Regions from separate parts of the Mus musculus genome. Here region 1 is linked to region 2. Evidence: chromatin loops called from intact Hi-C (ENCODE). Cell type or tissue: left cerebral cortex. All regions are shown on one strand.

What was found. Hi-C counts contacts between places; a loop is a spot of excess contacts. Peaks named below come from ENCODE experiments on the same cell type or tissue, not always from the same donor. Only the 100,000 strongest peaks of a DNase experiment are listed, where the experiment ranks them.
Region 1: a loop joins it to region 2, with 3 times the contacts of the local background. A loop is called at or near these places in 4 of 42 quality-filtered maps.

The regions. Positions count from the first base shown.
Region 1 is chr10:24,868,308-24,870,807 of GRCm38, reverse strand. Med23 (mediator complex subunit 23) reads right to left here and starts at 822. Exons shown (of 30, transcript NM_001166416.1): 1 at 662-822; 2 at 323-354; 3 at 57-144. The coding sequence starts at 709. In left cerebral cortex, a CTCF peak has its summit at 974 (motif pointing left); a DNase peak (open chromatin) is centred at 916; H3K4me3 peaks cover 1,302 bases; H3K27ac peaks cover 643 bases.
Region 2 is chr10:25,237,899-25,240,398 of GRCm38, reverse strand. Akap7 (A kinase (PRKA) anchor protein 7) reads left to right here. Exons shown (of 8, transcript NM_001379238.1): 6 at 661-773. Among named protein-coding and RNA genes, the nearest start is that of Gm25016, 27 kb to the left of the region's middle. In left cerebral cortex, a CTCF peak has its summit at 1,018 (motif pointing right); a DNase peak (open chromatin) is centred at 1,050.

The DNA of each region.
Region 1 (2,500 bases), 370 kb after region 2:
GTAAAAAGGAAGGCGTCAAACGTCATTAAGTGGATGTTCAACATGAAATGTCTCACCTGAGAAAGTCCACTCCAAAACTGCCGGAAGGCCGCCAAGCAGCTAATTAGTTTTGTTTTTTCATCCTCGGGGGTATCCATAAACATTCTGAAAAAACAAAAATCACATTATCTGCTGCTAGTTTTAAACAGGTACACATCCTGCAAGGTAGATTTTTTTTAACTCCTCAAAACCAACTTAAGTGGAATCTAACAAAGATAAATCTACAAACAACAATTAAAAAAACACACACACACACACAAAGATCTGCCTGCCACATACTCACCCTGGGAAGGCCTCTTCTATAATTTCTGTTTTCTGCAAACAAACAAAAACTAGTAAACGATCTGACTACTAAAAGGGGGCGGGGTGGGAGATGTCCCCGAGAGAAATATTCCCGGGCAATACAGATAGAGCACGACACTTTTATGGGGACCGCGGCGGGAACTAACAGCACTTTCTTAGATCTGGCAGCAGTCCGGGGATGGGGGGACCGCCACCCCGGTTCAGACGCCTATGTCAACATAGGGGCGGGAAAGGAGCTGGCCCAGGCCCGCAGCCTGGAGCCGCACGCAGCCTGCACTTCCCGGAGCCATGGCTCTGGCTTACGGACAGTGGCACTCACCACCACCTCCTCGAAAATGCTCTGCAGTTGCGTCTCCATCGGTACCATCGAGCCCCGGGCTCCCGGGGAACCCGGCGACAGACGGGTGAGAGCCAGGGTCGGGAAAGAATGGAGCGGAGGGGCGGAGCCACCAGCAGGAAGCCGCCGCTCTCTCTTGCTCTGTTACTTCCTTCGGTGCCAGGCGAATGAGCCCGCCCGGTGCTTACCCGTTACCAGCCCCTCTGAAATCTGTATCTCAGCCTGTTGGTTCCGCTCGTAGAGGTGACCCCGTAAGCTGACAGCGCTGCTTGATCCCGGGCAAGGCCACCCTCTCCTGGCTGGAGCCGGAACTGCGACCTGTTTGGAGTTTCATTTGCAGATCCGAATCACAAGGGCTGTGGCCAGAACCAAGTGGGTGACTGTCAAGAGCTGACCTCGTGAAGCAGTTGATACCACGTTATTCTTGCCCAATAGGACCCATGTCTTCACTATGGTACCCTCAGTTGCTAGCACAGTGATGGGCGTGTCGTCATCGTTTATTGAATGTTGAAAAAAAAAAAAAGAATAAACCCTTTATTGTTAATTCGCAAATAAGTGGCGGTACTAAGTACATCATTTTAAAACAATTTTCCCATCATCCTGGTAAATTTCTGAAAACTTTTTTTTTTATTGTCTTAGTATGAAGAAATTTTTGTCTATCCAAAGGCTATTCGTCAATGTTTTCTTCCAGAAACTTTGTTCTAGCTTTGGTATTTAAGTCCATATTTTTTTAATTGGTTTTCATGACTGGAGATAAGTTCTCACAGGACTTTTCCCTCTTTGGGGAGATGTAAATAAATGTTTATAAACCCTAAATAGAGGACATTGACAGATTAAAGAAAGGATCTTGCCGGGCGGTGATGGTGCACGCCTTTAATCCCAGCACTTGGGAGGCAGAGGCAGGTGGATTTCTGAGTTCAAGGCCAGCCTGGTCTACAAAGTGAGTTCCAGGACAGCCAAGGCTACACAGAGTAACCCTGCCTCAAAAAAAAAAAAATCTCATTCAAATCCAGCTTGGTAAAACAATGAGCTTATTATAGTTTCTTATAGAAGCACGTGACTCGGGTACCCTCATTACTAGGAACTCCTACCTCAAGCATAGATGACTTACAAAAAGGCATACCAGTGTAGTACCCTCCCAATAAAATATTTAAATTTAACACAATGTTGGAGAATTAGAGGGGCTTCTGGGGAATCGTGTAAGGACCATCTTGAGTTTCCATGGCGTCTTCATTTTATTTTATAGTTTTGAGACAGGGTATTTTGTATCCCAAGTTGACCATGAACTTACTATGTAGCAGAGTGACCTTGAATATTTGATCCTTCTATTTCTCATGGCGAGAGATGGGACGCCCCTGAGACTATCTGCCAGGAAGAAGTGTTGGGTTAGGTTTCAGATTGGACCTGGGGTTAGGGTTAGGTGTGCTAGGGTTTGGGTTAGGATTGAACTCAGGGCTTCCTGCTTGCTAGACAAACAGTTTACCAGTAAAGACACATTCCCACTCCCATCTCTCATGTGGGTTTCAGGCAACTGAAGCTGCTCTGCTCTAACAGTGAAGCAGGCACTGCTTCCTGAGAGCTTATGGGCAAGAAGCTGGTGATTTTCCAGTCATAGTCTGGCAGAAACTTAGCTTCCCAACAAATGTAAATGATATCCAATCACTGTATATAGCATTGTTTACTGTACCATAGCTACTGAGATGAACTGTTTAATTTTCTAGTTGAAGAGTAGCCTGAAAGACTTAACATTCAGTGTTCTGTTTGCTGTGGACATGATATGAAAGACTGTGTAGTTTAAATAATAGAGATTTATGTTGATGT
Region 2 (2,500 bases):
TAATAGCTGAGTAGTACCCCATTGTGTAAATGTACCACATTTTCTGTATCCATTCCTCTGTTGAGGGGCATCTGGGTTCTTTCCAGCTTCTGGCTATTATAAATAAGGCTGCTATGAACATAGTGGAGCATGTGTCCTTCTTACTGGTTGGGACATCTTCTGGATATATGCCCAGGAGAGGTATTGCGGGATCCTCTGGTAGTACTATGTCCAGTTTTCTGAGGAACCGCCAGACTGATTTCCAGAGTGGTTGTACAAGCTTGCAATCCCACCAACAATGGAGGAGTGTTCCTCTTTCTCCACAGAGGATGATTATTTTTAATTGAATATTTTTATGCAATAAATTCTGATTATGTTTTCCCCTCCTCATCTTCTCCCAGATCCTCCCCACCTTTCTCTCTCTCATTAGGAAACACACAGGCAAATAAAACAAGATAACCAGAATAAAACAAAACGAATACAAAAAAGCATGAGAAACACACACACACACACACACACACACACACACACACACACACACAAAACCCATAAAATGCAAATTGGAAACCATAATATGATCTTCCTTATAATACAGTTAGTCATCTCTTGAATCAACCTCTTAATAACTAAAGATAACTGTGTGTTACAGTAGCACTTTTGTGTTCTTTTTATCTTCTTCAGAGACTGCGAAAAGAACATTTCGGGAAAAAGGCATCCTAGCTGGAGAAAGCAGAACTTTTAAGCCCCACCTGACCTTTATGAAGCTGTCCAAAGCACCGATGCTCAGGAAGAAGGTGGGTGCTCGTATGTAACGCTGGCCTTGGTTTGCAGGGCACAGCAGGCTGCAGCGTAGTTAGGGGTGTAAATGATAGTTTGTATTTTTTGGCGCCCTAACCTTCTTGTTCCTGGGACCCTTGGTCAATTCAGTTCTAACCCAAGGGTGTCGGAGATCTCAGTGTTTCTAGGAAGCTGTTAGAGCTTGTTTGCTGCGTGGTTGTTAGGTGCACAGCGACACCTCTGATTGCTGTGGCTTCTTTTGCGACTCCTCCCAGGAGAAACCTCTAGATGGTGCCAGAGGTCACTCGTGCCACCTTGGTTAGGTCTTCTGCCTCCTTCAGCTCTAGGGGCTTTTCCCCATGCTAGCTGGCCTTTATTCACCTGCTGCTCACTGCAGTCTGCGGTTCAAGCCCAAGCTGAGGAAGACAGTCTCGCGCTTTAGCCCAGGGGTTTCTTACTCAATTTAACTCACCAGCTGACTTCTGTTATAGCAGAATTTCTGAGATGAGCGTACAGATCAGTGTCCACTCCCAGCCCCGCGTTCTCCTCTGCCCTTGTTAAGGCTTGTTTGCAGCTTTATGAAGAAGGTCATGCTTATTAGTAAGTAGCAACCTCTCCCCGCCCCCGCCCCGCCCCGCCCCGCCCAATTTAGCATGTTCTGTTCTCAGAACTGTTTTTTTTTTTTGTTCTTTAAGCATGGGTTTGAGTGATCTATCCTGTGCTTATGTGCTGTCTACAAACTGTTGTTAAAGACGCCCTCAAAAAGATATCTTGCCTATTGTTGATAGTTATGTGAACAATTGATTAACGTGACCATGAGGCATGATTACAAAAATTCATTTGGTAAAATGACTATGTAAGTACTAGTCTTTGCAGCCCTGAGTGGCAGCCCGCAGAGCCTATAGACTGTTTGCTTCTCACTCACTATCTTTCTTGTTTTGCTGTCAATGGATCGTCGTCTTCCAAGTGGTTTCCCACTTAACCCCAGAGTGAAAACTCGGTTGTGAAGGTAATTCCCCTATTATAAATGCTGCTTTGTCTTTACGATATCAACTTGCAATGGGAGCACCCAGCGACGTTCACCAAATGGATGTTTAATTGCCCAGGTTCTGGATTTCAGCCTTTCAGACTGTCTGCATGTGGTTTCTTGGCAGTTAGCTGCGTAGAATCGACTCCCTCGTCTCCCCCAGAGGGAAGGGATGTGGCACTCAGGTTTAAATGCTTTAAGCGAGGTTGCGTCCTCGAGTTCTAATTCCTGTCTCTGTGTCTATTTTCAGTCTCATGTTCTTCCCTCTCACCGGCCAACTGCAGGTCACCCAAGTTCATTTATAAATATGGGGAGCATCTATTAGAAGCCATGATTTGGTAGCGATTACGTGCTGGGGACGGTTGCTTTGACCTAGGCTGGTAATCAAGATGGAAGGTTTCTGCTCGAATGATGTATGAACTTGAAACCAGGTTGCATTCTGTTTAGATTAGAAGGCTGAATCTACGGAGAACAAATTACCGCATCCTCTCTGTTCTCCATGGAGGAGATGCAACAAGGCCCCCAGTAAGTGCCTGACAGCACAGCCACCACTCATCACTGTATGTGTTCTCATCCCCACATGTGTGCTTACTCACTCAGAGGGGTTTATCTTCGATACATCAAATGCCAGCATCAGCCCTGTGCACTTTGGGGCCTTTATTATGTAAATGTAAGAATTACTTAAATTCTGTGATGCCGAGACAACCGGTCTGATCT